Linked DNA regions of Mus musculus: all the other regions are linked to region 5. A link is a loop called in an ENCODE intact Hi-C map of the cell type or tissue named here. Cell type or tissue: left cerebral cortex. All regions are shown on one strand. Region 1 overlaps Gm41496 (a long non-coding RNA gene). Region 2 overlaps Mrps6 (mitochondrial ribosomal protein S6). Region 3 overlaps D430001F17Rik (a long non-coding RNA gene). Region 4 has its middle 5.6 kb from the start of Kcne2. Region 5 holds the start of Slc5a3 (solute carrier family 5 (inositol transporters), member 3). Region 6 overlaps Smim11 (small integral membrane protein 11).

Region 1 (5,000 bases), 97 kb after region 5:
CACCTAAACACACACACACACTTAACAGTTAGAAGCTAGCATCCGCACAGGAGAGAGAGCATGAGGTTAACACCTAGAAGAATTTCAAATTTTAAACAGCAGTATTGCCAGTCAATAAACAGGCCGATGAAAACTGGCATGCAGTTTTCAATAAAATAAGAAACAGCCAATAACTGCTTTTAAAAAGGGTTCAACATTCTTAGCCACCAGAGAAATGCAAACGAAAGCTGCTAGCCTTCTCTTTCTTCTAACTCCCTCCCGTGGGGATGTATTCATTCTTAAACCCCTCAGCTTGCTTGCTGCTTATCCCTGTGCTTCTGTCTAATTCCTTGGTCTAGGACTCAGAGACCTATGACCCCTCCAGAGGTGCATGCTGGACACCTATAATTGTGGGCGTTAAAGTGTGTAAGCCAGCGCTGTAAACGCAGTAGTAATCCCTGAACGGCCAGATTCCCACTCTTACAATTATTCTGTTGTTTTTAAACATATAGTTAAACATTTCTACACTATGTGTCTATTAGTGCGTGGGGAATGAATTTCTAATCCTAACCATTGAATGTATTCACTTACTGGGCACATTTCCCAACAAGCTTCTTGCCATCTGAGGCGAAGTGCTTTCTTTCCCTGTGTCTGTGAGATGGGTAGAGGTAGGAGAGGGTGGGCAGTAATATTCCATAGACATAAAACACTTCAGGTGTTGGGACTGGAGAAATGGCTCAATAGTTAAGAGCCCTGTGGTACCTTCAGAGGATCCATGCTTGCCTTCACCCGTGTCGGGTGGCTCTCAACTCCCTGGGGATCCAACACCCTCTTCAGACCTGCTCGGCTACTCACTCATTCGCATGCACATATGTATGGAGACACACATGCACACAAACATACACACAAACACTCAGATAAATCCTCAGAAAATCTCAGGCAGACTAGCTCAGTGGTTGAGGGTTTGTTTAACATGTGGGCAGTCCAGGGTTCCATTCTCAGCAACACACACACACACACACACACACACACACACACACACAGAGTCATGTAGATCTGTGGTATCAGACTGGTCCAATAAAGGGCATTTTTTCTTTGCATCCAGTCTCCTGTGGAATCCCAGTGTCTGCAGGTTCCTATTCTCAGATTTAACCAACTGTAGATTTAAAACCCGTGGAAGGGGGCGTGGGATTGCATTTATACTGAATAGATATTTGGTTGTTTTTGTTGTTGTTGTTCTTTTTTTTTTTTTTTTGCTTTGCTTTGCCACCAGGCTCTACAAAACCCAACATTAACAACTATTGATGTTATTCTACGCACTCTAAGGTCACCTGTGGGTGACTGAAAGCATATGGCTGGACAGAAGAGATGGCTTAACAGTTAAGAGCACGTGCTGCTCTTCTAGAGGATGGCGTTCAGTTCCCAGCGCCCACATCAGATTGCTCACAATGGCTTCTAACTCCAATTCCGGGGGACCTCCTGGCCTCTGTAGGCATCCACACCTGTCAGGCTGTGGACTGTGTCTGCCTCAACACTGGGGTGCCTGAGCACCTCCGGCAAACCACTCAGGGGAGGCAGAACACAGTCCATGATGAGGTCCCAGACCAAGTTTTCCCAGGTGAGAAAACAGCAGCGTCTGGGCTGATGCTGTGGTTTCAGACCTCCTGTGTACCCATTCGGCTGGGACCATGGGAGGTGGGAACAGGGTCAGGAGGCCTGCGTTTTCCCTACACTCCAGGCAGGAGGGGACACGCTCCAGGCTGAGCACAGGACAGGGGTGGAGTCCAGTCTGGATCCGAGTGAGTGCAGAGGGGCTGGAAGAGAGAAGGTCTGCTCTGGGAGATTTGGGTGGGGCTCTTTATGACAAAGCTCCCCCCACACCCCACCAAACACACACTATCCTTGCTGAAGGAGTGGTCCTTGCTCGTCCAAACTGCTTTATTTGATGTCGGATGTAAATGCGTACATCTTACTCAGGGTGAAGCAGAGATTGAATATGAATGTCCAGGAAAGGAAGGTCATTGGCTAATCACTCAGGGCCTATCCAGACACCTCCTTAGCATGGAGAAGTCCAGGTTCTTTGCTGTATGACCAATTGTCATGGTCCTCTCAGTGGGGTGTCATGGTTAAGTGTTCCAGATCAGGTAGTTTGGCAGGGACCTGGGCTTACGCCTACCATTCTCAATTCTGAGATTTCCTGGAGTTTAGGCTGGCTCAATCTTACCAGTTCTTCTGTCTGGCGGCACGGTCCACTTACCCCAGAAACACCCATGAAGTGCATACACTCACACAGACACTTTTAAAAATATATCTTTAAAGTATATAGGAAGATGTGAGAGGTGCTATTTAAAGAACACACCATCAAGAACTCAAGGAGTGTGGGTTTTTTGTATCCTTACAAGCTGGACAAGTCTTCTGGACAAACTTCATGAGTGTTTGAAAGACTAAAGGGAGCCTGAAGTCTGACGACACCTATGGCCAAACAATTTTTTTTTTTTTCTGGGATGTTGGTGAGCACTTTTCCCAGGAATGCCTGTTCACTGGGCTCTTCACTCTGTGGCTGGTGGCAGCCAACTTTGGGGACACAAGCTGACCATGCAGGGGGACGGGAGATGCACCCCAGACCGTCTGACTGGTGCGCCCTTCAGTTCTCATGCTAGCACACCATGAGAAGGCAAGTTGAGGCAGGTCCAACCAAGTTCGTGGGATGATTAGATGGTGGTGGATACTGCAAAGAGTGAGGATGGTCTTGGATGGGAAGTAGGAAACGCCCTGTCCTGTTAAATTCTCACTTCCGTTTTGCTGCTAAGGGCTGATTTGTAGAAGGCCCACCCTCCCAGATGACTCTCACCTCAGGCAGGGAGGAGTCTGCAGATGAGCCAGAGGACACCTGTGGGGAAGATTTTTATTTCAGAGCTGAGCTAGTTCGTGGTTTCCTTTCAGGTCGCCACTGCCTTGGCACTGCAGATGCATCCTTGAGAACTTCGCTTGCTAACTTTCTCATCACAAGGGACAGAACACCTTCCACTGTCAGAATAAAAGAATGCTCATTGTGTGCCTGTGTACGTGTGTGTATGTGTGTGTGTGTGTGTCACAAATGTCAGCATCACCCTATCTTTGAACCACTCATATCTTGGGATGGTGATGTGGGGCACACCACCTGCTTGCTCTATAATCAGGCTCCCCCTTCAAACCATTTATTTGTGTTTCCCATCCCTGTCATCTGGGGCAGCATTTCCCTGTCCCTGTCCTGCCACTCCAGGCAGAGCTCTGTATTCATGGAACATGGTTTCCCTTCTCCTCTTCTGTGCAGTTGATGCTCTCTGAGCACAGGTTCCTCCTCAGGGTCACATATGCATTAGCTGACTCAATGGGTTTTTTCACTAACCCCCATTGGTTACATAAGAAAATGGACTCCTGCAAAAGCCTTGGCTTGTACTCCCCCACCATGTGGAAGATGGCAGAGCCAGGATTGGTGTTGGCTCCCAGACCAAGGAGCCTATTCTAGATCTAAGGACTCCATCCTGTCATCCACAGCTTCCTATGGCTTCCATGGTGCCTCAAAGCCCTGCAGAACAGTGACTGGAAGCACCGGGAAACAACACAGGGACTGGACGCCTCCAGCTCTCTGGCACCCTCGCGTCCCGTGTCTAAGTCTTTCTAGTCAAGAAACTTGAGGCAGTCCCAGGCCCCTCAGTAACTGGTACCTGAGTGGGCCTTGGGCTGACTGACTTTTAGCTGAAAACTTGGGAAAATGCATCCTTCCTCCGCCTCCCCCGCCATGCTCTCCCCCTCCCCAGAAGATAATATGGAGGAAATCAGAATGCAGGCTTTTAACTTGCTCAAACATTTTTTTTTATAATAGGTGATTCTATTTCATCTTCAGGCAGGCAATTTTGTCATTTGCTTCATTAAAAATTGTTTTAACTGCTGGGGAGGTAGCTTGGCTGTTAAAGCCATTGGAAGTTTGAGGACCATAGTTCAGATCCCTAGAAACCCTCACTGATTCCGGGTGGCATGGTGATCTACCTGGAATTCCAGCCCAGGCAGGTGGAGGCAGAAGATCCCCAGAGTAAGCTGGCTAGCAAGATTAGCATGTGGGGAGCTCTGGTTTGGTTGAGAGACCCTGCCTCCAAGCATAAAGGGAAAGAGTCATAAAACAAATGAGGATGATTTCCAGTGTCAACCCCCAGCCTCCACGCGCGCGCGCAGACACACACACACACACTCACACACACAAATTAAACAAAACAAAACAAAACAAAACATAAAATTGTTTTATTAAGAGGAAATCCATACGACATAAAATTAAGCATTTTACAGACTCCAGTGGCAGTACTCCGTAATGCTGGGGATTCCCATGTGCTGTAGGCATCAGGTGGTTGCCCAGGTCCCTCACCCTGGCTTCAGGAACCCGGGCTGTGCGGGTCTTAGCAGACTCATTCAGCAGGCACACGGCTCTCTATGGCCTCTGTCTACCTCTGCCTATTGCACCTGGCATGCTTTTCAGGGTTAGCTTGACACATGTCAGTATGCCCTCCCTTTCCACAGCGGAGTACTATCCCAGTGTACGGGAGCCCACTTCTGTTTACCCATCCTCCCTGCGAGGGCACTTGGGAGTGAACTCTGTCGGTCTGCTGTAGGTTGTTCTGCCGTGTCCTAGAGCCTACAAATGGGATTGTTGGGTCAGAGAATAGTTCTCCATTTAACTTTCTGCAACCTCAGTTGCTCAAAGAAATCGTGAGGTGTCCAAGGTCACATGACAAATGAATAAAACCCCATGAGCCAGGGCTTACCTAGCTGTCACAGAGTCCATTCATTCACTCAACAAACATTTCCAGCTCGCCAAAGGAAGGCCACTAAGGTGGATTTCACAACACACGGGAAACCATGAGAATCAAAACGGGGCTGCTTTAAAAGCTGTAGCAGGCCTGGCTCCCACACAAATTCCTCTAAGTAGCCCTGTGTGTGCGCGCGCCCGCGAGCTGATTGGACACTGCCTCTCCTGTCTTGCACGTATT
Region 2 (5,000 bases), 56 kb after region 5:
AGAGTAATAAACATGACTTTATCAACACTGACGGCTGTATTGCTTCTCCCCCCTCCCCAGCACAGTGTACCCCCAAAGCTGGCAGCTCCAGTTGTGCTGTGACACCCCAAACTGTTATTCGCACCCTGAAGTTTGGGATCTGGGTGAGTCTGCTGCTGGACTACTGGACAGTCTACGGAATTTGTGCTTTCTTCTGTCCATGGGGCAGTCAGTGATCTTTGAGGAGGGCCATGAGTGTTGGGGCTGTTGGACCTGCGTTGTCTCATCACTGGCTTCTACCTCCTGTCTACTGCCCTCAGCCCTGGAAGCCTTTGAAGAAGGCAGTGGGATGGTGGCCGCTAGGCTTTTCCCTGGAATAATAGTCCCGCGAATGTTAATATAGAATAATAGTAATCTCTCATCCTTGGCCTCCCTGGAGCTGGTGAAAGGAGTGGCCCCTCAGACTTCTCAGATGGTCCCTGCTCAGGGTTAATTGTCCTCTCAGATAACAAAGCTGCTGTTGCTAAGAGCTTGGAGCTGGCTGTGTTGATTTATACAACCCAGTAGTCTTAGCACAGGCAAAGGAGGGACAGGGACACAGACCTGTGTGTGAAACCCAACGCCAGCCAGGGCTTCCTCGGCAGAGCTCCTGTTCACGGGAGCCCAGATCGCACGTGCTTCAACTTCTTCCAAGCAAAAATTATAAAACCTTTTTTCTGAAGAGCAGCAGATCAGGGGGAGAGAGATGGCTCAGAGGTTAAGAGCACTGGCTGCTTTTCCAGAGGACCAGCACTCACATGGCAGCTCACAACCATCTGAAACTCTAGCCCCTCTTCTGGCCTCAGTGGGCACTGCATGCTTGTGGTGCACAGGCACATATAGGCAAAACACCCAGACACACAAAATAAAAATAAGGCAAACTTTTAAAAAAGCAGTAGAGCAGAATTCACGACTAGAAATAAAAGGGATGGAGTAAAGATTATCTGGGGAAGTAGACTACTTCCCATTCAGTTTGAATTTCCTAAAACTGCAGGGCTCATAAGAGCCCACATCTGTCTGCAAGACAGCTTGCATCCCATGCACCTTTACTTGGGTGTCACCACCCTCAGTTTATGAAATCCACATTGCAGGCCATGTGCACATGTGTGCTAACCTCACGTAATCTTTTCAGGCCTTTGTTTTTTTTTGTTTTTTTTTTTTTTTTTTTTTGAGACAGGGTTTTTCTGTGTAGGAGACAGGGTTTCTCTGAGTAGCCCTGGCTGTCTTGGAACTCACTCTGTAGACCAGGCTGGCCTTGAACTCAGAAATCTGCCTGACTCTGCCTCCCAAGTGCTGGGTTGTTACTCAGGCATTTGGATGAAGAAGCTTAGCGTGGATTCGACCTGGACCCAGTTGCCACATGGTAGCTGGGATTCTCTGGTTCTGGTCTATCTTGCAACACCGACGCTGGCATTGCCTCTCATGTTATTGTTGCTGGCGGGGTTAGCATCTGTTCTCATGGCCCAAGCATGGCACTGCTGATTTCTTTTCTGCTCCTCAACCCTCAGACACCATTGGGCATTCATGGGCAGGCAAGTATTCAGAGCCTCGTGGCACAGAGTGTTAAGAAGAAGGCTGGCTATGGGGAGCAGCTGTGTATGCTACTTCCTGTTTGGATGCTTAAAAATGAAGGCATTGTCCCTCTGTCCTGAGTAGTGCTGCACAGTGGGTTTCAGCACATGCCAGTGATTTCCAGGTTGTGTTGTTTTCTGTCCACTCTGCCTTGGCTGGTGGCATCCCGAGGCACTTCACTGCTTCTTTGGTAAGTGGTGGTGAACAGCAAGCACAAGGACCCTCCTTGGAGCTGACAGTCCATTGCAAGGTACAGAGGATATACTAATGGCTGGCACAGGGTATGAGAAAGTGAGGCCCGTAGGGTGAGCGCGCCTGCCAGCAGAGACCCAAGCTCGAGTGCCAGAACAGAACTGGGCGGGAGGGGCGTGACAAGACACCAAGGCAGCTTAGACGTGGAGGTCTGGAGGTTATGTTGGGAACCTGAGCTGCAGAAGCCTAAGAGCTTCTTAAGGTCAGAGCCCCCGAGATTCACATCCTCCACAAGGGCATTCGCTTAGATTTGTAATCTTGACTGTCTGGTCTGCTTTGGACAGGGTCATCTTCACTGATAACCTTGGCTCGACCCGACTGCCCTTCATTTAACCCATGATTCTCAGACTCAGCAGATTTTGGAGACAGTTGAGAGCAGGAGGCTAGACAGGCTAATATACGTGACACTTTTCATCTCAGCCTCAACTTTCCAGTGTCCAAAGTTCTGCTTTCTCCTACATCTCCAGCTTACTTGCAGAGGACCTGAGAGGTGGCCTCAGGTCCTGTAATATCAATGCTTTGTCAGTGGTCCATGGATACTGACTGTAGCTCAGTCCTGTGGAGAGCCAGGGCATGAGGTGTTCCTACAGAGGTGGGGGGTATGTGGAAGCTGAGGCCCAAGGTTTCTCTGAGGCAGGCCTTTGGGGGAAGATGTCCTCAACAAGCCTCCAAGTTAGCGGCTGTTTTAGCAAGCCCTCCGTGAAACATTGACAGAGGCCCTTGGTGATGGAGATGGGGTGCTTAAGGCCTAAGCTATGTTTGCCTTCTGGGTCTAGCTGAGTGTGTAAGAGTTAGTTAGGCATCGGCTCTGTCCACTGAGCTCTGTGTACCTTTCTTTATCCTCCTCATAGCAGTGAAGCCAGTCTTCCAGTGCTGTGCACAAGGCTTAAGGTTCCGAGAAAATACCCTCTGAAGCCACAGGGGAGGATCTGGGAGGGAGAGCCTGACTGCTCACTTCCCAAGGCCATTTTTGGCTTGTACACCCTTCTGGAGGCAGACCCTGCTGGCCTGCAGCCTAGTCTCCTGCTGTGAGTGACCTTCTCTCCTGGGCTGTTCTTGTCCCACACTCAGACTCAGGCTCCGGGCTCCATTACTATAGGAGCAGAGCTGGGCTCCTTTAGAGATTTTTCATTGTGGGTCATCAAAGGGGTTTCTGGAGGCCAGGCCTCTTTTTAGCATGCTTCTTGGCTCTCTGTAAGTTCCCACAAAGCCTTTCTTCTCTGTGCATTGCTCCAGGGGCATATTTATATAATGTGTAGCACTGTGCAGGATACAGGGGTGCACTAGGCAGTACTACCAACCCCAGGCCCTCACAGGTAGGAGAGGAAGTGGAAATCCTCAGTACTGTAAATCACAGGCCATGATAAAAACAATAGTTGGGATCCAAACCAATCACCGTGGAAGTGGAAGTGGCCCGGGAAGTTTGCTAGCAGAGACAGCATCTCCCCTGGCACGGGGGCAACCAGCATGGAGTAGAGCGCTGGTTGGGGAGCTGGGAACATCACTGTTTTGGGAGCTCCCAGCATAGGTGAGTGTGGTGTGGTAGATGGAGCTGATAGTGATGGAGCCAAAGGCTGGCTGTCACTAGAGACCAGACTGGGAAGTTACCGAGTCCAGGGTACCCTTTAGCTTGTAGCTTCCTAAAGGATCATTTAGGAAAGGCAAGAGGGAAGGCTGTGCCTTCTGACAGCAGCTCTGCACTGGCTGTTTGCTCGTGTGACGTGAATAATGGCCTAGCTTCAGCAGGGGTAAGGTGGGGCTGAGAGCAGGTTGTCAGGCATTCACAAGAGGTAGTGGGGTTTATCGGGACGAAGAAGCGCTTGCTCAGTGGCCCCAGCCGAACAGAGCATCCCTGAAGCGTGTGTGTGTGTGTGTGTGTGTGTGTGTGTGTGTGTGTGTGTGTGTGTGTGTGTGTGTGGTGGGGGCATTTGAGAAGTACAGGGCATTCCTTTTTTGTGTGTGGTCAGGACTACCACCATTTGTGCTAAGAGACTAGCAGAGAGAATTAGCCCATCTGTGGAGGCCTCGTAACTGCCTCCCGCTGCTCGCCTTCTTCAAGGGGGGGGGGGCGGGGGAGGGATGGATGAGACAGGAGACATGTTTCCATGGTGATTTTGAAAAAAATCTTGGTTGCTTTGAAAAAATATTCAGAAATGAAATGAGCATAGAATTTTCAGTTGGAGGCCGGCTCCAAGGCCCTGGCTTTGCCCCACCCCCTCATCACCTGGGCGTGGCAGTTTATCGTTGTCTGTTCTCATGCGCCAAAACAGCAGCCCGTTTGAGTCTGCCCCTGAGGGTTCTTAGCATCAGATGACTGCAATCTCCTGCGGCAGGCGGGTGAGGACGAAGGGCATGTGGGCAGAATTTCTCAGGGCTATGGTTTACTTTCCTTTCTGACAACAGTTGCTTCACCTTTGTGTTGGAGTGTTCCAGCTCCATCTGTCTCCTCAGTCGGAATCTCACCAGCCCCTGGTTTTAAATACCTACTCTGTTAAGCTCTGTTCCGATTTTATCTTTACTTGGGATTCTCTCTGGGCTCCCCACGACCTCTCTGACGCCCTGCAGGCAGAGTCCCCTTAAATCCTAGCAGGCATCCAGAAGTCCCACGTCCACAGTGTCAGGTCCTGCCCACTCTTCAGGAGAGATCCTGAACTCCTCTCTCGCCTTCACATCCACCATCTAGTTCAACTAAAGCCTGCTGTCTCACCTTCACAACAGCCAGAGTCTAGGCACCGCACCAGCCACCACCGGCCACCAGCAGCCACCTTCACTGTTACCACCAGGGCCTAACTGCATCTTCCTTTCTGAAGTCCATAGCAGAACCTCGTGGCAGTTGATATTCTGGGCCCACTAGAACAGAGGTCTTTAGTGCACATCAGAGGACTTCCTGTTGTGGAGGTCTTCACTGCCTGAGGTGCCTTCTTGGCAGGGACCTGAGTTAGCATCGGAGGGCCCATTGAATTCTGCCTCTAACCTGCTCCAGCTGCTTAGAGGGCTGGTTCTGAGGGCTGTTCTTAGGGTGCATTTGTTCATGACAGTGGTGACTGGCATGCTGTGGATGGAAGGAGAGCCTTCTCTGAACAGCAGTTTGAGATGCTGGACATCCGCTCAGGTTTCCTCTGTTTTGGGGGGCGGGGAGATGGTGTGGATGGGGGCTT
Region 3 (5,000 bases), 96 kb before region 5:
TGGGGTGGGGGCTGGAGAGATGGTTGATCAGTTAAGAGCACTGACTGCTCTTCCAGAGGACCCTCCTTTGGTGCCCATCACCCATATGGGGCTCACAACCCTCTGTAACTCCAAAGAATCCAGTGCCCTCTCCTGGCACACGAAAGCAGATAAAGGCAGAGGATTGCAGGTTCAAGGCCTGCCAGGGCTACAAACTGAATTTTAGCTGGGACAACTTATGGAGACCTTGTCGCAAAAGAAAAAGCAGAAATAAAGGGTGCTGTTGTTGTTGTTGGTGGTGGTGGTGATGGTGGTGGTGGTGGTGGTGGTGGTGTGTGTATAGCTCAGTTGTACAGGGCTGGGCTTATCCAAGGTTCCAAGTTCAATTTAAGTGTAGTTAAATGTACCATACATTTGGAAACAGGGGTTTGTATTTTAAACTTGGCTTTTATCCATTTTCTGTTGCTATAACAGGATACTGTAGACTAGACTATTCATAAAGAGAAGACTTTTTTGGTTCACCGTTCTGGAGCCTGCAAGGTCCTCAGTTGCTTCTGGGGAGTATCAAGTGCTTGTGAACCTCACACAGAATGCAGAAGACCAAGAGGGCACAGCATCGGTTCAGAGGTCCATCAGCTCAGGACAACCCACCCTGTCCTTCAGAAATGAAGGTTCACACATTGCCTAGAGAATCCATCCAGTCCTGTGAGGATGGATTGCTCACTTTTAATAATCTAACCACCTCAAAGGACCCCATTTCCTAATACCACCACAGTGGGATCGAGTTTTAACATGAGAAGATGGAGGGGTGGCTTCAGTGGTTAAGACCACTGACTGCTTTTTCAGAGGACCTGGGTTTAATTCCCAGCACCACATGGCAGCTCACAACCATCTGAAACTGTGCCAGGGGATCTGATGATGCTCTGGTCTCTACAAACACTGCATGCATGCAACATGATGCATAGACATTCTTACAGACAGAACACCATTACTCTACAAATAAAACAAACTGAACATGAGTTTACACTCACACCGTTGTATAGTTATAATAAAAGAAAATAGGGAGCTGGAGAGATGGCTCAGTGGTTAAGAGCACTGACTGCTCTTCCAGAGGCCCTGAGTTCAATTCCCAGCAACCACATGGTGGCTCACAACCATCTATAATGAGATCTGGCGCCCTCTCCTGGCATGGAGGCATATATGCAGGCAGAACACTGGGTACCTAATAAATACATTTTTAATAAAAAAATTTTTTTTAAAATCTGAAACAACACGATGTGGTACCTGGAGTAGATGAAATAAGACTGGCGATTGGTAATGATGCTAGACGCAGTGTGATGAGCATTGTGGTGGTCAGTGTTGACAGCTGGATACACCATATAATTATCTCAATGAGGGGGTGTCTAGCTGAACCTGGCTTGTGCACATGTCTATGAAGGATGTTCAGGTTAGATGGGAAGCCCTGCCTACTGTGAGCATCACTATTCCCTTGGCAGGGATCCTGAACTGTGTGAGAACAGAGAGACCCAGCTGGGCGCTCCCATGCAGGCCCCGACTCCCCGTTCTCTCTGCTCTTGACTGTAGGCGTAACCAGCTGCTTCAGGCTCCTGCCTTGACTTCCCTGAAGTGATAGACTGCAACCTGGGATTGTGAGCTAAGTAAACCCTTCTCTTAGTAAGGTATTTTTTTTTTTAATCGCATCCACAGGAAATAAAAGTAGATAAACATTGAGAGGTTTATTAAGGCCATCTCCTCTAGTTTTTGTGCATGTTTGAATATTTCCATAATAATAATAAAAAAAGAAAAACAGTTACCTGTCTTATATCTATCCCTAGGACTTTTATGTTCAGGGAATGGATTTAATACATTTAATTAAAGCATGCGAGGTAATAAAATTACTAAGTTGCTGTAACACAAAAGCATTTGTGGTTTAAACATTGAATCTTCAATGCCGTTGCTCAACGATGCAAATAATGTGGACTTTTGATTCTCACTCCAAACTTGAAAAGGAGACTCTTGTCATGAGCCTGTTCCTGACTCTCCACCAGGCATGGAGTTAGCCTGATCCCTGATCCCCGATCCCCGGCTTTTGCTGCATTTCCGGTAACTATTTCCTTTTCTTTTCCAATAATGTTTTTTATAATGTGAAAACATTGCATAACGCTTAGAAATGCATTCAGTCTCGTTGACTCCTAGATTTCATTATTTTTCTGTGGGGCTGACGGGGCATACTGAATTCATCCTGTTAAATACAGGAACTAATAGGGGTTCTGAGAGGTTAATTGGATTTAGTTAGTTAATTCTTTCTTGTAACTGTGTCTCCTTACAGACATACAGCGTGCACTGAGCTGATGACATATCTGATGTGGTTCAAGGCTCCCGAGAGAGCTAAAAGGTACCTGAGTCTGAGGAGCCCTCAATGGGGAATAGCAAGCCAGACAGCTTGCTAATGGACAGACAGAATGAGACACCTGGCTGGCCCTTCAAATGGGCAGAAGTTTCTTACCTTCCCATACTTAATGCCAGGATTAGAATCCAGGCCCAGAGACCAGCCCACCTCTGTCCAATGGGACCCAATCTCTCGGCAGCAATTCTGGCTCTCGGTTTTTAATCTTAGATTCCAGTTTTCTTTGTTCCTTAATTTTCCCTGTGGGATGTTTTTTTTTTTTTTCCCATAGAGCTTTGTGTGGTTCTGTTATGGAGCATAGAAGGAGGGCTGATTTCTCTGTTGGGAGGTGAGGGGAGCACTCTGTCACTCTGATGGAATGGATTGGAAGTGGGTGGATGCTGGCCAACCTGTGTCCTGCTAAGATGCAGCCTAGGGGAATGTCCGTCCCTCACCCCCAGCTGCCTTCGCTCTGCTGGCTGCTGGTCACGTGTCCCTGTTTACCTGCACAGGCAGTCATTATTCACCCCTTCCCACGTACCCCCACACTTGCACACAAAGCCAGAGAGTGGCTTACATTTTCTTTTCTTTCTTTCTTTTATTTTTTTTTATTTTTATTTTTTTTTTTTAAAAGAACCTTCCCCAAACCCATTCTAAAATGTCAAGTGTTTCAGTTTGAGGAAAAAAAAAGCTGAAAAAACCGTGACTCATGACAAGGCTGACAAACAGCTCTGAGGGTATGCTGGTGAGTCACTCTGAGACTGTAGCGGCGAGGGCCAGCGGTGGGGAGATTGTCAGGAGACCAGCCAGTAAAATTCCACAACTCTCCCGAGCAGAGTAGGAGGTAATTCAAAAACCCTGGGATTTTTCCAGCTCTCATTTCATGTAGGACTCAGGCTGCTCTTAGATATGTTGATCTCCTCAGGAAATCATCAAGAATGATTACCAAAAATATAAAACAAAAAAAAAAACCAAAAAACAAAAAAAACCCCAAAACCCACCCCCACGTTATTATCTTTCTGTGCCCAGTGCCATGTTGAACCAGCCCTGTTTGCCACTGCGCACTAGCGAGGCTGCTGGGTTGTCTGGAAGGGTCTTGGGTTGCTAGGCAACAGCACTGGCAGCATCCATCATGCCCAGTAATATCAGTGTGGCCAGCAGAGCACATTGGTCCCCCACCCCCACCCTCTCCCCCAGCCTCCCCACCCCTTGTGAAAATGTTAATTTGCATCTTGGGGACAGGAGCTGTGCCAGGTGATCTTGTGTATAAAATAATTCAGTGCAGGGTACAAAGTGCAAATACTGTTTCTAGTCGCAAGACAGAATGTGTGACGTCGTCGTCGTCGCAGATACAGACCTGTTTGTGAACGTACTTTATATTAGCCGTGTGTGTAGGTGTGATGTAAAAGCCATTGTGTCAAATGCATCCTCATGTCTTCTGCCGTTCAATCATTTTTCCTGTCTGCCCACACACATCTTATTTACGCCTTGCTCTCTCTCTCTCTCTCTCTCTCTCTCTCTCTCTCTCTCCTCCCTCTGTCCCTTCCCCCTTTCTCTTTGTGCTGTGGTCTCCTGGTGATGGAGTTATTGTTTGTATGTCGGGATGTGTAGACAGGAGGAAGTGTATTTCTAGAGGTGAGAGGGCCCCATGGTTATGGTTGGAGGCCTCTCTTTACAAGGCTTTTCAATGTGGCAATTGTGTTCCAGAAATGCTTCTTTTGGGGGTGGGTCTCCATCAGGCCAAGGTCTGTCTGTGCCTTTTATTTACTGTCAATAGGCAGCAGTCACAGGGAACTGGTAAAGGGCCAGAGGGAGCAATGTGGCAGGTGGGAAGGAGACCCAAATCTTTTCTCCTTCCCAGTCCACGCTGGCATTTCTACAAGTTACTGCATTCTGTGACTTTCCTGGGAAGACACAAACAAATGTCTATTCACCGCCGCAGATAGGGCACTGGCCCACTAAAGTCCAGCGTGGCGAACCAGTGGGTTTATTAGGCTTCTTTGTAGGGGCATGGGAGCTCAAAGACAGCTGCAGCTCCTGGGTGGGTGAAGTCTCCTCTTCTCAGGTGTGTCAAGGTGTCAGCGAAGATCAGCCATCATGGGTATTTAAGTTCTCAGCTAGCCCAGGAGGTCTAAGCCTTCATTTCCCCCAGAGGAGAAGCAGGGCATCTTCCATACTGGTACGCAGAGTCTACACGAGTGGTCCTGGGAAGAGGGCTGGGTTACAAGCTTTTCTTCAGACTCCTGGCCCTGTGGCCTTTCTTGCTGGTTCATTATGAGATCTGTTGTCCTCCCTCCCCACCTTCTCTCCCTCCCTCCATCCATCTCTTTCTTTGTTGTAAGGAAAGGTTTTTGTTTCAATTCAATTTTGGCTTACAGTTCCACAGGCACAGAATTCATCATGGTGGAAGGCATGGGAACCTGGAAGCAGAGGGTACATTTCATTTCTACAAAGGAAGCAGAGAAGTGGGGGAGGGGAGGAACTTGCCTTCCTTAAGATTATCTCTTGATACTTCGTTCTTCAGTGGACTGAGGTCTCTCCTGGAGTAGCCGATAAGGTTGGCAGAAGCTTTGGGTAGGACTTTGTTGGCGTTTGAGCCATGGCCTGGGCAAGCTGAGCGATGGGTCTCTGGAGC
Region 4 (5,000 bases), 230 kb after region 5:
GAGCTGAGCTGTTTCTGGTACGATGCTCTTGAACTTTGAACGACATAAACCTTTTTAAAGCTATCCACCCTTAGGAATTTCAATATAGTGATAGAAGAATCAATAGCATAGGGACCCCCAACTGGGACACAGGATCTCTGCCCCTACCCTCATCTTCTGACGCCGCTTTCCCTTTAGCAACTTGACTCCCTGCGCTGGGCTCTTCGTCTGGGGCAAGGCTTGTGCAGATGAAACATATCTCTGACTTCAAAGTCACAGGTGACCCTGTCGGGAGGAGAAGATCTAGAGAGAGGTGACCACTGTGCCCAGAGGAAGCATGGGGACAACTGGAGGTCTCTTGACGAGGGAAAGCATTTATTCTGAGTCTCCAGAGAAGTGCTTTACGGAGGTCATCCATTCACTGGGCTGTGATGACAGCAGAGAGCTGGGACCAGGTCTGGAGGGACGGTCTGACTGGAGACACATCTGCTGACTCTAGAACATCCAAGCCTCCCTGCTGACCAGGCCGTGGGTGGCCAATGAGAACCATGTGTTGGACCGAGGCTTCTCCAGGTGGAGCCATGAGGAGAAGCCTTGTCCTGAACACGGGCTGGCTTGGAGTCTTTGATGCGTCTCTGCTGGGAGAGGACAGGGCTGACACTTTCAGGTCATGTCCCTTTGTGACTGGTGATGAAAAGATGCTGTGGTGCCTCTGCCCTGAACTCCCCACACATCTCAGACATGCCTGTCCTGCAAGAGACCTCACCTAGAAGACTGGCCCCACCCCACCCCCCCAAAAAAAATCCCACCTGCCCAGGAACCCCAGGGAATCTGTCCCCTTTGACTTCAGCAGCAGCAGCAGCAAATGCCTCCTCGTGGGGGACCCGACCTCCAGTAGCCACCTTAGTCACACGGCATTGGGGTCTATTTCTGTTACATAAACGGAGTCGTCTGCATCTGGATTCCAGGGCTGGCTGCAGGAATTTGTAAACAGTGCGGTGTCCCTGTTTCACAGAGAGTTGCCAGCACGGGCTCCCTTCCTTTCCCACCACCCGGTGTCCAGTTTTCCCTTTTATAGCGAGTCTGGCTGGGGGAGAGAGAGACAGAACTTATTTGGGAATGGAGCACAATCCCTCAACAAATTCTTTTTCTCCACCCCAGCCACCACAGCGTCATCATCTTCAAGTCTGAGGGTCTGGTGCAGACACGAGACTATCCCTGCATGAAGGCTTCTTGTAAACAGACACAGAAATCCGGAGGAAAACAAATTAGTGGCAGTTTTGATTCCCAGAAGGGTAGCAAGAAGGTTTGGAGGTTGAGGCAGCTTCCAAAAACCTTTGGACACTCATCTCCTGATCTGAGCCAAGACTAGGGGACATTATGACATCTCATGGTGGCTTCTTTTCTACTCCCTCTAAGGAACTTTCCTAACCTTCAAGGCTGCAAGCCCTTGCATAATGACATTGGTGATGTCAAGGAGAAGAGGGTCACTCCTTTACTAGCCATGAAGAGATATCTCTTCAGATTAGATGCTCTGTGAGCCTTGGAAGGACAGACACAATACGTTGGTGTCAAAACACTGTGGTGGAAAGTGCCCATATTAAGAGTCTGTTAGATGGGTTTGGGGATGCAAAGGGAGATGAGTTTCACTTATAGCTTTGCTGAAAGGGAAGGAGGGCAGGAGAGAGAGGGAGAGGGAGGGAGGGAGGTGGGGAGGGAGGGAGGGAGGGCTGGCAGATCTGAGCTTAAGATCCGTTTCAAGTTGAAACCTGCCACAGAGACTGAAGCTGAATCCTTTAACCTTCAATCAACGCAGGGGTTTTGCTCAGACTTAAAAAGTTAAGAGCTTTAAGCTAAGAGAGATGGTAAACCATCTCATTGGGACCAAGGGACTCATCAGGACCCCACACGAAAAAGTTCCCAGGCAAACCTAGCATATATTGATCTCAACGTCTGAAATCCAAAGACTTTGGACAAAAGTTCCTATATAGGAAGCTTCCGAATCAGGAGAAAGAATCATGAGACATTGCCCTCCAGGAACCCACAAACCATTGTTTGCTGCTCCCACATTACGGTCCTGGAGAAGGAAAGGGTGAGTGTTCTCTGGCACACAGAAGGAAATCGGTAGGAATTGTGCACTGACACTCAGAACAAAATTGCAGCAACCCTCAAAAGCGACCAAACGAACCTGCCGTTAAATAAAGCTACTATATGACTTAACTTCATCTGCACGGGGAACTGAATGGCTCTTAGGTCACTCCGCACGAGTATGGCTTTGGGACACTTCTGTAAACCAGCTGGAGAAGATTCTGTGTTGTTAGCTTCCTTTACTCTTTTGATGTGTGCCCCTTTCACAAAGACGTCAGATGGCGTCAGTGATCCCCAGTGAGGCAGGGACGTCTGCTATCTTCATAAGGAGCTCCGTGTACCAGAAATGCTGCAAGTGAACCCAAATCGTGGACACAGAAAGGACAAATCCGCAAGAAGGGTCTTGGCCTGTCTATGACTAAGTCACTTCTCTGGCACCCCCTGGTGGCAGACACTCACATTACAGGTACAAAACCCAGAAAGGGACTCAAGCTGCCATCTAAACTCAGAAATGAAGGAAAGCTGTTCGAGTCAAAGGAGCAGCATATGGCAGAGTTTGTGCTCAGGAGCTGTATGAAAGAATGACCTAGGCCAGACTTCCAAGAAGACCTTGGGTTAGGAATCCCCAGGGATTCTGACTTTCAAGGCCATTTCTTTCTCATCTGGCAGGTGGCGTTCTCTGACCCTAACTGCAGATACAGCATGGACCAGAGCCTTCTAAAGTGCCTGGCACTCTGTAGACACTCAGAGCCTGGAAGAGCTGAGGGCTGGAAGAACTGTTGACAGGACAGCAGACAGACAGACAGACATGGATGAACCTATGACTGACAGCTGCAGGCTATAAATTCTGATTGAATCTGAACCTTAGACCATTAGTAATTCCCGAGAGCAGCTGATACTGTGTGGCTTTAGCAGTCAGAGGCTGATGGGAATCTGAATGTGTGGCTGCAGCCTGGCTCCTGTGACGAAGCTACAGAGCACAAGGTCAAATTTCCTGGGTAAGACTTTTTCTGAGGCTTTGAAAGGCGCTTAGGTCTGGTCTAACCTTTGACAAGACTGCAGAGACTGTGCAGCTCTGCCTGCCTTTGGGCAGGGAGGAAAAAAAAACAGTAAAAAAAAAATCACAGAAAATTGAAGTGCAGGGGAGATGTCGGCCGGTGCCCTTCTTGGCATCCTGGTTGCTTTTTCTACAGCCTCGGGCTGGACTGCATAATCTCTGGGGCCCCACAGTGTTCTGAACTTCTAGACTTCTAGCAGCTCTTGGCTGAGGACAATGGAAGCTAAAGCTCTGCTGAGGAACTTTGGAGCAACTGGAATTTGTGTTCACAGCTAATTACACCGTTAGATGACACAGCGACGCTGGAGATCCCCCGCTCTTTAGCATCATAACGCCTTATAAATCTGAACATGCCCCTGCCGTCATTGTGGCGAAGTTACTACATTCAGCCCAGAGCAGTGAAAACTTATGTGCACACGCACACTCATGGGCAAATCACAGAAACTGTCATTGCAGGGACACATCTCTACAGCACAATACTAGTTCAAAACAAGGAAAAGGGACATGTTGCTATTTGCAATACTTTGCATTGACCAAAAGGACCCTAAACTGTGTGGGAAAAGCTGACCTCACAAGCGACCTACTCTGTACTCCGCATCCTATAACACTCTCACAATGACAGATGTATAGAGGGGTTTCTGTTTGGTAGTTTCCTGGGCTAATGGGAGACAGAGCTCAGACAGAAAGGAATGAAGGGAATGGGGCATGAAGTAGCTTTTGATGGCTGGGGGCGGTTCTGCCCTCTTGTGTATGGTGGTGGCACCTTGACTCCATCCATCAAACACGTGCATGCGTCAGAGTACACACACACACTGAGATCTGACTGTGGTCTGAGTGTTTTGCAATTCCTGTCTTATCAAAATCAGTAACCTACTTCTTGTCTTCTGTATAGTTATGATGATGTAATCGCCACAAGAAGCTGAGTGGGGTGGTCCATGGGACTTAACACTTTCTGTGAGTCTAAAATTATCTCAGAAAGTTTTTATACAAGCATAAAGAAATTAAAGATTCCCCTCTAGAGAGATGGCTCAGCAAGTTAAGAGCATTGGCTGCTCTTGCAGAGGACATAGGTTCTATTCCCAGTACCTAGCTGAGGTGGCTCACACCAAGGTAACTCCAGCCCCAGTGGATCAGATGCCCTCTTCTGGTCTCAGTAGGCAACAGCACTCATATGTAGACACACACACACACACACACACACACACACATAGAAATATTTTAATTATCCTTTTTCTTACATATACTTAAGGAATACAACATGACATTTTGATATACCTACACACAATGAAATTGTGACGATAGTTAACTCAGCATCTCTACTCTTTGGGGGGCACTCTAAAGTCTTACTATGGGCTGTTAGCAATTGGATGAGACAGTCCAGAGCGAGCACGGTCCACTCTGAGGGTGTAACAAGGCTTTTACCTTTAATATTCTACATAGAGATAGAAACCTCTGACTTCAATGGCTGTCTTCCCTGTGGCACACATTGCCAGGTCTGTGGTGACACAATGTGGCCGTTTTGAATACGGCAGCCTCTGAGTTGAGAGCTCCTTCCTTCAGATCTCACAGAGGACAATCTATCACAAACAGCCTGACTAGCCAGGCCAGAGAGACAACGTTAACTATGACAGCTGGGAACTTTCTAGATGTGGACCGCAGCCTCCTGCAGCTGCTCGCTTTCTGGATGGCCAGCGGAAGACCTGTTGTTTCCCACAAGACACTCATCAGAGGCAATGTCTTAAAGCCGTTCCAGATTCAGGGGTGCCTGGGTAGTTGTAATGTCTTTTTAATATTTTAAAAATTTCCTTCTTATATTCATGCTTGTGTGCATACAGAGAGAGAGAGGTTTTTTTTTTTCTTTTTTGTTTTGTTTTGT
Region 5 (5,000 bases):
CAGAAATGAATATTAATACATGAAAAGCACTTCCTGGCTCACAATGAATGGCAGAATGTTAGGTCTGGTGATGATGGTGATGATGGTGATGGTGATGATGACGATAGTCAGCTATCTTGAGAATTATGGTGAAAAGCTCAAGGTCAAATCTCTCCTTATACAGTAGTAGAAGATGAGATGGCAAGGGGATGAACTGACCAGAGCACCTTGGATTTCAACTTTTGCCTTTACTCTCTCTTCCTATGACTCCTCAGAAAGCTTTACTTGAAAATTAGCCAAAACCTCTGGCCAATAAAATCTTACGTATCTACCGTATTAGATCTTTTTTCCCAAGATCCTAAAAGATATTTTTTAAAGATCAATAAATTAAATACTATAGAAATGGCTTATGATTCTACATGCTTACCCAACAGTATAAATAGTTTAAAATTATTTTTGATAAATTTCAATTTGCATCAGCATTAATTTTAACAATAAAATTAACAAAGCCATAGCCACTTATTTAAAACTCTGAAAGGGGCGGGGGACTTAGGATAGCTGATTTCTTTTCCACGTTAAGAAATGGGATGAGTCTGTGGGTGGCCAACAGCTTGGGAGGGTTGTGGGGTGCTGTCTGCCCTGAGGCATTGTTCAGTCAGGCTAATTTCCTCACCCCATTTGTCTAGAGAACTAGGACTTCACTGGTCCCTGGGTATCAGGGAAAAGCTGTGGTGCTTCCAACGGGAGGCAGTCCAGGCTGGTCACCTCAGGGTGTTGCTTGGTGTTTGGCTTGGCTCAACCACGTGAGACTCTTATCTTCACATTCCTAAACTGGGCCACAGGAAGGACAGTTTAAGTGGGATGTCACACAGATCTGGAATTCTCGTCTCAATGTCCAGAAATTCTTTCTTCCTTCTGTGTCTTTTTTTTTTTTTTTTTTTTTTTTTTTTTTTTTTTTTTTTTGGTAGCATGCTGCTTAAAAACAAAAAACAACCAACCAACCAAAACAAACAAACTAAAAAGACCCCCAACAACAACCAAAACAAAACAATCCAACCAACCAGGTGTGTGGCTGATGCTAAGTAGGTGGTTTTGTAGTTTGTGTTGAAGGGCACAGGACAAACCTTGAAATGTTAATGAAAATGTTAAAAAAACCAGGTATCCTAGGTTGTATTCAAAACCATAATCTTCTGTGGAGATTGGTCTGTGGAGGAGGTGACAAAGATAGTCTCCATGTGTGCTTTACAAAGACGTCCAACGCCACTGAGTAAGACCAACATCTTGGCCTGTAAGATGGGGGACGGGGTGAGGTTCATAAGTGTAGGCAGTGAAACTATTCTTCAGACATTCTGGACACAAAATTTTCTTTCCACGCGTTTGTGTTTGACCTTGGACTAATTAAATTATCCTTGCATTTTTCTGTTTGCTAATACCTAAAATAGGGCGAGTAGTACGATTTGCTTCACAGAGCTAAAGTGAGAACAAACAGCCTCAGTGTCGTGCCTGCTACAGACAGTAAGCCCTCAGTAAATTATTAGTAAATTATTATTAGAGCACTTTAAAGTTACAAGAACATTTCACTTAAAGACCCTTTTAGTTGGAGTAAGGTGGGAGCAGAAGACAACCATTGCAGCGGAATTAGTGCCTTCCAGAGCTAAGAAACAGGAGCAGGGGCAGAAGGAGGGGAGTCCCGAGTTAGCTCTATATGTGCGTGTATGGGTGTGTGTGTGTGCGCGCGCGCTGTGGAGTGCTGGACCTGGGACCCTCTACGAAGCCCCTCCTTACTCCTGTGTTTCAGGGAATCCATAGTTTCCTTTACCAGAAAAGCAAGGATAATATTTAAAGAATAACTGGCGAGAGTCGAAGCATTAACCTGCTTCTGGGTCAGGCTAGGCACACACAGCAAATGCCTACATAGCCCTTCGGTTCCAGGCTTGTTTCTTTGCGGCTTGGTGCAGCAGTCACTCCTTAGCACCCCGCCTTCCTCCCTGGAGACGCGGGCGAGGGGCACACAGCAGCCAGACCGCATCGCACCGCACCGCACCGCGGCGCACGCGCACTCGCTCGCCTAGCACCCGGGAAGGGAGGGTGGGCGGGGAGGCCTGGAAAGTTCCACCGGGTTCCAGAGCCCAAGGTTGGTAGGCGCGGAGGCGGCGGGGAGCGGGTGCGTGCCGAGCGAGGAGACGGCCTCCGACGGGCTGCTCGAGACCGTGTCCACGCTCCGCAGGCTCGGGGGACACAGACACGGCCCGGGAGGGCAAGCAGGAAGCCGTTGAGGTGCAAGTGCAAGGCGCCCTCCGGGAGAGGGGCGGGGCGGTGCCGGGTGGGCGGGGCTCTCGGTGGGCGGGGCGAGCCGTCTGCGCAGCTGCCGGAGCCTTTAAACCCGGCCTCGCGGGGTCGCACGGTGCTTTCGCCGTCCGGGAGCTGACCGGCCGTGTTCCTCTCTCGTCTTCCTCTGCGCCCCGCGTCCCCGCCCTCGCGACCCCGGCTCTCCTGGACTCGGCGCCGCCAACCTGGGCGATGCCCCGCTACGAGTTGGCTTTGATTCTGAAAGCCATGCGGCGGGTAAGTGACCTTCCCTCAGACCGAGTTCCCGCGCGGGCGCGCCCCGCCGCCTCTAGGCCTCCCAGTCCCGCGTGTCCTGCCTGCTGGACACCGGGTCCTCTCGCGCGGTGCGCGGGTGGTCGCGGGCGCAAAGTGGGGGGGTGGCGCGTGGGTCAGGCGCTCGGCGCGGCCGCGTGCGCGCGGGAGGCGGGGGGTGTGTATGCCCGCGCGTGTGCGCGGTCGCGGGAGGGGGTGTGCCGAGCAGGGGGCGGGGCGGGCCTCGGACCCCGGCTCTCCGGAGTCCGATGGAAGGACTGCGGGAGGACACACGCGCGAGAACCCAGGCCAGCCCCGCTCTGCGCCCACGCGTCGAGAAGCTGCTCGTCGTCCCCGCCGGCCGCTGGTCCCGATCGCCTGCCCTCAGCGTCCGCGATCAGTTACAGCCTTCCTCCAAAGCCCGCCAGTGCCGGCTGTGTACCCACGCACTTGTCACCGCTATCACACCAAAAAGAAAAAAAAAATCTTTTGACCTTTCTTTTTCTGACTCCAGCGGAAATCCTGCTCCGGGTGCCCTTAGCCCAGTTTTATTCATCCAAGTTGTGGCCTTGCTTGTGTTTCCGAAGACATGCCTTCCCCCAGCTTTTGATTGATCTGGAGGTAGGGACTTTCAGGTTTGGAGGGATGATAAACCACCAGCAGCCGGGTCACGGACTGGGGTCGGCGGCCGGCGGAGGCAGCTATGTTCTGAGTCAGTCAGTCGTCGCTGAAATCCCCATTCTTCTGAGAGAATTCGGTAATGTAGTGTGCTTTCACGCACTCTCCTTCCCTAGCAGGTACAGTTTAAAAGAAAACAAAAGCAACCGTTGTCCTTTTTTTGAGCGTTTGGAAGCAGCTTTCTTCTAGCCCTGGGCATGTAGGCTTTGGGTCAATTTCAAGTAGTGGCTTCAGTTTGAATCAACTTAAGCCAGGGGTCACGGGCTAGGCTCTGGTGAACAGCTAACAGTCAGGCAGCAGGAGGAGATTGTTCGGTGTGCCTTGTACAGGGTTGGCTTGGAAAGGACACCAGAGCCACCTGATGGTCCTGAAGTTTGTGCCCCCAAGCTTACTGACTCCCTGGCTCCGGGAGAACATTGTCTCACCTCTGGGTAATACTTTATCTACCTTCCTTCCTCATTGGGTTTTACAGAGTTAAAAGAATAGGAACAACAGAGGGGTCAGGGTCGAGAAAGTATTAAAAAGGGACTGTTTCTGATTAAATGGAAATTACTTAAGCCTCCCTTTATACTTTTTAGGTAATGTTAGAAACTGAAAAAATGTGACCACCAAGATTCATTCCCTCAAGGTGTGAGGTAGCAGTGACCCTTTGCACTCCTTTGAATGAGAGACTCTTGCTTAGCATGGCTGCCCAGTACACTGGCTAAATGTATTTTACCATGATGTGAATATGTGTTCACTCTGATTCAAAAGTCGGGTGTAACCTGCTCAAAATCTTGGCCTGAGGGTAGGTTCAAAGCACCTTAGAGAAGAGTGAAGACGGAAGAGAGGTGCTTAAACATAGTGTGGAAGATGTGTGAAGATCCTTACAGACCCAAAGAAACTAGATAAAATGACAACCCTCGGTTTTTCGTTCTGACTTTGAGAAGGTTGTAAACAAGTAAAGATGTGCAGAGACTAGACTTTTTTTTTTTTTTTTGCTTTCAGCTTTAGAAAACTGAATTCTTACAGGGTATGTACTTGTGGGTGTAAAGGAAAATGCACTTTGTTTTAAAAGAAAATGGCACAGTGGTTTGAACACCTAGAGCAGGTGTTTAGGAAGCCACAGCTCCCACCTAGGACAGTTAGCTTTTGTAGCGGGAAGGCTTTCTAAACAGAGTTCTGAGATGCATGTTGGATGCCTGATAGTGCACCCTTCCATGTGACGGCATTCTCCCTCCTTCCTCTCCTCCAAGAGCCTTGTGTTCCAGGGCTGGGAGTAAGCAGGCGCTGAAGCAGAAAAGGGAGTTGAGAGACTGACTGCAGTCTCCTAGAGACCCTGTCTCCCACCCAGCATTGTACTCTTGTTTCTCCTATGCCTACAAAGCAGTCTTAGTTTGTCTTCCCTATTGTGACTCTTACTTTATTTTACTGTCCTTGACTTCAGGCTTGACTTACTTCAATTGAGCTTTTAGAGTTTAAATGTAAAGATGCATGTTGACATAGCATAGTGAGTGCCTTTGTAGCAGATTGCCTGTGAGAGTTCTCAGGCTGAGACCTCAGGATAGACGTTGTAAAAATTCTAGGGCTGTCTCCTCAGTCTGCAGTTGGCTTGATTCTCACGAGCCCTTGTTTTTGATGCATTTCGAGGTTTGTGTGTTTACAGGTGCAGACCACAGTCCTCAAGATTGTGCACTTTGATTTTAATGCTATTTCAAAGTTGTAATTTTGTATTCTCTGGCATAAAAACCAGGATAAAAACTTGAGGAGTATGGTAGAATGGC
Region 6 (5,000 bases), 250 kb after region 5:
TTACTAGACGTTCAAGGTGTAAATTCCAGCAGCAGGTTATAACATGCAAAGAGCTCATTTTTCCAACATAGGTTGGAATCTGCTGCTATTTAAAGGCAAACACTTGCAGGTAGTGGGCACCTTCAACCACCGCTATCGCATTTAAATAGGGCTTTGGATTATACACTTCTTGGTTTATCTGACTTTGCACAAGTCAAAGGCAAAGCTTGGTTATCTTGTGCCAATAGCTAGCTGGTTTTCAAAGTTCTGTAACCTTGAAATAGACTGAGAACTGAATTTTATATATTAGATACTTTTACAACTGGAAATGTTTTTCTACGCCATCTCCCATGAGCTTTACTTAAGGAAACCCATTCTAAAGGTGTGTGGAATTTCCCGTTGCATTTCTAATTCTAGTCTTAAGTTATTATGAAGGAAGTGAGTTTGAAGCAGTCCATCTGTACCCAGGTGACTTGCTGAGGCTGAAGCTCCCAGACCTGGCTGACTGGATGTAAGATAGGCAAGGGGAAGGGAAACCTGGGGGGTCTGCTTGATTGAGCTACACAGTGCTTTCCCAGTAAAGCAAGCCAGGATCTCCCCCACACCCATGTGGAGCTGCATGCACACACCTCTTTAAACAGAGGCTTGTGGGCACTCCAAACTGTAGCTTCTTAGCAATGACCCTCAGTAAGTCCTTTTGGTGACCAAACATATCCTGAAACTAGGCATCATGGCTAGATCCAACATATACTGGTTTGGGGTGCATGCACAGTAAGGCAAACTGTGACCTTAAAATGAACAGTTAGGGAGGGAAAAAAAAATCCCTACTTGCCCTCTTTTGGCTATGTGTAATTGGGAGCAGATAGGATTAAATTGAAATGCATCGTGGGAAAGGATGCGAACTAAAGCTTACATAGCCCATATCGATTAGAACTTAAGGACACCCCACTGATAACAGTCAGCTTCTACCCCCTCCTAAACCCACAAAAGGAAGCCACAGGCTGGTCCACTCCAGCTTAAGGTGCCTGTTGGCCTCTTGTAGAGTACCTGGCCTGTACCACGTCTGTGCTTCTGAACAAAATTCCTTGTCACTTTCTGACCTGTGTCCACCTTCAATTTTTTAAATACAGTACCAAGAACCCAGAGACACCCATTTGGAACAGAGACTTCTGGTCCTAGGTGGGTTCGGATTCTGGTCACACACTAGAGGACCCTGAGCACAGTCCTTATGCCCTATGTGTTCCCCCTTTAAAGTAAAGGGAGTAAAATGGAGACTCACTGGCTTAGCTCATCTAAGCTCATCTAAGCACAGACAGTGGAGTCAGGCTGTGACAACTTCCTATAAAGTCAGGTTCCAGAACTAGCAGGGCACCAGCTGGTTGCCAATGTCCTGTGCAGATGCTTCATCCAGATCACCCGTGTCCTGGCTGTGGAGGCAGGTGCCATAGCTAATGAGACACAGGACTGTGCAGAGCGTCTGTTCTCTGGCTGTCTCTGCACTGTCCCTAGCTCTCAGGACAGGTTTTTTTGTGTTTTTGTATTTTTTCTCCCCCCCCCCACCTTTTTTTTCCTGTCATTCTTTCCCTCCAGATAGTTTTTGGTTTGTTTTTATTTTCAGCCAGGACAAGCACAGTTAGTGTCCAGAAGGTCCTTAATCCCCAAACTAGCTTGTCCTCGTGTCAGGAGCATTGGTGAGTGTGGGCTTTAAGAGCACAGAGGAGTCAGTTGGGAACAGATGCTTCAGCAGGGAGCTGCAGAGAGCCATGAGGAAGGAACGGGGTCACCTGTGCAGAGCCCCCCCCCCCCCTCCTCTACTTGCTCTCTGTTCACAGGCCTCTCCCTATCAAAGACGTGGCTTCCTATTGTGGTCCACCCTGCAGGCTCTGTATTGAAGTTCTGTCTCTCTCTCCCTAGATCAGAACTTCCAGCTCCTTGGGTCCGGCTTTCCAGCTGCCTCTCATGCCTGTGTGTAACAGGTACATTGGTCAGAAGTGAATCACAGCTGGCCCGCCATGAACTGGAAGGTGAGAATAGTTTTTAAAAGTATAGTCTGGTTTTTGTTTTGTTTTTTGTTTTTCCACATATAATATCTGTCACACTAGGGGAACACCTGAGTTCATGGGATCTGGAAATTCCAGCCTTGCTGTAAATGTGTGGTGGGGGGGGTGGGGTGGCAGATGGCATTTGGGGGAGAATAGAAGCAGGTAAGACTTCTCACTTCAGAACCCAGTAAGCAAAGCGGAAGGATAGACCAGAGTCCCTTAAACCTCTGCGGACATAATTCCAGTGACCTGAGAACCTCCCATAAGGCCCCACTCTCTGAAGGTTCACTGCAGTTCATGGTGGCACCACCAGGGGTTAACACACATCATAGCCTTGAAGATGGTAAGAGCAACAATAGAGTAGATACTCTGCATCAGTGGAGTAGATACTCTGTACAGCAGAGTGATAGTTTTTAGTGAATTGAATCTGTTCTCCAACAATGTCATATCTGTATAGCATCTGATGGTCCTCACTCCTGGCTCTCATCATCTCTTCCCACTCCTGTGAACGTCCATTACTCCCCATAGCCCCTACTCACACCCATGCCTTGGTAATCACATTTAATGTTTCCAACGGGTAAGACTTGTGAATTTGCATTTGTTCTTCAGACTGCCGGAGGAAGGCGGGGCCTTTCTCTGAGGATGCCTCCCCTAACCTCAGACTGTCTCACTGTTCTGCAAAAATCAGGCCTTTAAAGCTGCCCTTAGCCGTCCTCACTTTTGTTTCCTTGAAGTCGATGTAACAGGTGAATGCTAGTGCCTCTCAAATCTGTTGTAGCACTTCTGAGGCAGTATGATGGAATTTAGAGGTGGAACCTCTGGCCGTGTGGCTCCCTCTCGCATGGGACCAGAGCCTGTGGTGGCCTATCTCCGTTGTGGGAACCACAATATATTCCTTCCTAAATCGGCTCTTATCGGGTGCTTTATCACAGTGACAGAAAAGTCAGTAAAGCATTGAGTGCCCTTACAGAACAGACCCCAAAGACCTGCCTAGCCCACTTTCTGCTGTGTGAGGACACAAGTCTGTCCCATATCCTGGAAGAGGCCCGCGCTAGCATCCCACCTCGCTGCACTGGCTCTCAGACTTCGTCCTCCATGTGTCTCTTTATGACTTTGATGCACAAGCCTGAGGTGAGGAAAGTGGACTGAGATCTTACAGACCTTCCAGTTTTCCTGGTCCTCATCCATCATTTCATCCAGCTGTTTGCCGAGAGCATTGGGGGTTTTTTCCTAGCCACACTTGATTCTCTCAAAGAATTCAACTCAGTTTTCATGGAAACCACCTTTCAAAAGTCATAAATTACCCACAGGAGCACCAAGGACAAGTTGAACTGCTTGGGAAATGAATAAAAGAGATTCCTATAAACTGTTGGTTAGATTTAGCTGTCAGAACCAAGGTTGGGAGCAGGCAGAGCATACATAGCCCACTAGCCAGTAAAAGCAAGGGAAAGGGCAGGGCTCATTCATTTAAAAGCCTGAAAGCCTAGAGGTAAGGTGGGGGGCGTTGGTTAAAAGACCAGCTGACTAGCCAGGTGCACACCTATAATGCCAGAAGGTGGGAAGTAGAGACGGAAGAATCAGGTAGAGATAGAGCCAGGTACAGATAGGTGGAGAGAGAGTTCAGGGCTAGCCTTGACTACACAGGGCAGCTGATATCAGGCAGATCCTAGGAGCTTGCTAGCCAGCCAGTGTAGCTGAAATCGTGAGCTGAGCTCCATGTTCAGTGACAAGTAAGAAAAACAATGCTCATGCAGGCACAAGCATGTGGACCAGCACACATAACATATGCAGTCACACACACACATGAGCATTGTGCACACACGCATGCATGCTTGCACTATTGTGCACATGTACACGCATGCACATAAACAAATACATAATACAGTTACACACTCATGCACATGAATACATGTTTGAACACACACATACACTTACACACACATGTACAGGCACACGTGCACAAAAGCACATACACACATATACCCACTCACACACATAAGCATGTGTACACATATACATACAAGTGTGCACACACATGCATGCACATTCATATGAATGAATGCACATACCCCCACTCACATACATAAACATATGTACATACATACTCGCACACAGGCACACACATGCATGCACACATGACCTCATGCACTCACACACAGTTGATCTCACCTGTTCCAGCAGTAGTCATTTCCTCCCTTACAGGTCTGCATATTTTGAGAGATAAAAGGAGCTTAAAGGATGTCTTAGTCAGGGTTTTTATGCCTGCACAAACATCATGACCAAGAAGCAAGTTGGGGAGGAAAGGGTTTATTCAGCTTACACTTCCACACTGCTGTTGATCACCACAGGAAGTCAGGACTGGAACTCAAACAGGTCAGGAAGCAGGAGCTGATGCAGAGGCCATGGAGGGATGTTTCTTACTGGCTTGCTTCCCCTGGCTTGCTCGGCCTGCTCTCGTATAGAACCAAGACTACCAGCCCAGAGATGGTCCCACCCACAAGGGGCCTTTCCCCCTTGATCACTAATTGAGAAAATGTTTTACAGTTGTATCTCATGGAGGCACTTCCTCAACTGAAGCTCCTTTCCCTGTGATAACTCTAGCTGTGTTGACACACAAAACCAGCCAGAACAAAGGATAAGAGGAGATGATCGAGAAATTGAGGCCAACTGAAGCCAGTTTCTGCCCCGGATGGGGCACAGAGTGGGGCAGACTCTTTAGTTCTTCAGTTTTGCTGCCCTCTGCTGGCATCACTCTCCCACCCCTGCCCTCCGGCCTGGAAACTCTTGCCTCTCTGGTCCCCTTAAGAAAGTAAATAATGGAACCACCTAGCCATGTCTGTCAGCTGTAATTCCTTTTCAGTTTGTTCTCTACCCTCCTGATTAGATAACACATCCCTGCCCCTGCTAAAGCTGACTGAGGCTTGTACCATGGAGAACCAAGGCCTGTGACATTAGCTGCATCTTGCGAGGACCCCAGGA

The links. Peaks named below come from ENCODE experiments on the same cell type or tissue, not always from the same donor. Only the 100,000 strongest peaks of a DNase experiment are listed, where the experiment ranks them.
Region 1: it touches region 5 in a loop (2.3-fold over the local background); 5 of 42 quality-filtered maps call a loop at or near these places.
Region 2: a loop joins it to region 5, with 2.0 times the contacts of the local background. A loop is called at or near these places in 5 of 42 quality-filtered maps.
Region 3: it touches region 5 in a loop (4-fold over the local background); 11 of 42 quality-filtered maps call a loop at or near these places.
Region 4: a loop joins it to region 5, with 6 times the contacts of the local background. A loop is called at or near these places in 15 of 42 quality-filtered maps.
Region 6: it touches region 5 in a loop (3-fold over the local background); 3 of 42 quality-filtered maps call a loop at or near these places.

Annotation. Positions count from the first base shown.
Region 1 is chr16:92,153,258-92,158,257 of GRCm38, forward strand. The region is part of intron 1 of Gm41496 (a long non-coding RNA gene); the gene reads left to right. It overlaps Gm41495 (a long non-coding RNA gene), which reads left to right. Exons shown (of 2, transcript XR_876254.2): 1 at 1-1,597; 2 at 2,923-3,034. Among named protein-coding and RNA genes, the nearest start is that of Gm41495, 2.7 kb to the left of the region's middle. In left cerebral cortex, no CTCF peak of the experiment used is centred here; DNase peaks (open chromatin) are centred at 2,273, 4,531 and 4,972; H3K4me3 peaks cover 218 bases; H3K27ac peaks cover 606 bases.
Region 2 is chr16:92,112,201-92,117,200 of GRCm38, forward strand. It overlaps Mrps6 (mitochondrial ribosomal protein S6), which reads left to right. Exons shown (of 3, transcript NM_080456.1): 3 at 1-27. Among named protein-coding and RNA genes, the nearest start is that of Gm41496, 11 kb to the right of the region's middle. In left cerebral cortex, a CTCF peak has its summit at 2,758; DNase peaks (open chromatin) are centred at 2,812, 3,535, 4,069 and 4,563; H3K27ac peaks cover 1,844 bases.
Region 3 is chr16:91,959,578-91,964,577 of GRCm38, forward strand. D430001F17Rik (a long non-coding RNA gene) reads left to right here. Exons shown (of 4, transcript XR_876250.1): 2 at 1,564-1,658; 3 at 1,989-2,082; 4 at 2,309-5,000. Among named protein-coding and RNA genes, the nearest start is that of D430001F17Rik, 8.1 kb to the left of the region's middle. In left cerebral cortex, a CTCF peak has its summit at 1,166 (motif pointing left); DNase peaks (open chromatin) are centred at 558, 2,867 and 3,160; H3K4me3 peaks cover 388 bases; H3K27ac peaks cover 1,996 bases.
Region 4 is chr16:92,284,293-92,289,292 of GRCm38, forward strand. No RefSeq gene overlaps it. Among named protein-coding and RNA genes, the nearest start is that of Kcne2, 5.6 kb to the right of the region's middle. In left cerebral cortex, CTCF peaks have their summits at 2,512 (motif pointing left) and 4,647; DNase peaks (open chromatin) are centred at 549, 1,022, 2,503 and 4,632.
Region 5 is chr16:92,055,937-92,060,936 of GRCm38, forward strand. Slc5a3 (solute carrier family 5 (inositol transporters), member 3) reads left to right here and starts at 2,386. Exons shown (of 2, transcript NM_017391.3): 1 at 2,386-2,544. It overlaps Mrps6 (mitochondrial ribosomal protein S6), which reads left to right and starts at 2,400. Exons shown (of 3, transcript NM_080456.1): 1 at 2,400-2,544. The coding sequence starts at 2,500. In left cerebral cortex, a CTCF peak has its summit at 2,362; DNase peaks (open chromatin) are centred at 1,269, 2,056, 2,269, 2,940 and 1 more place; H3K4me3 peaks cover 3,618 bases; H3K27ac peaks cover 1,816 bases.
Region 6 is chr16:92,303,395-92,308,394 of GRCm38, forward strand. Smim11 (small integral membrane protein 11) reads left to right here. Exons shown (of 4, transcript NM_138743.2): 2 at 1,894-2,003. The coding sequence starts at 1,992. Among named protein-coding and RNA genes, the nearest start is that of Smim11, 4.6 kb to the left of the region's middle. In left cerebral cortex, CTCF peaks have their summits at 2,323 and 4,774 (motif pointing left); no DNase peak of the experiment used is centred here.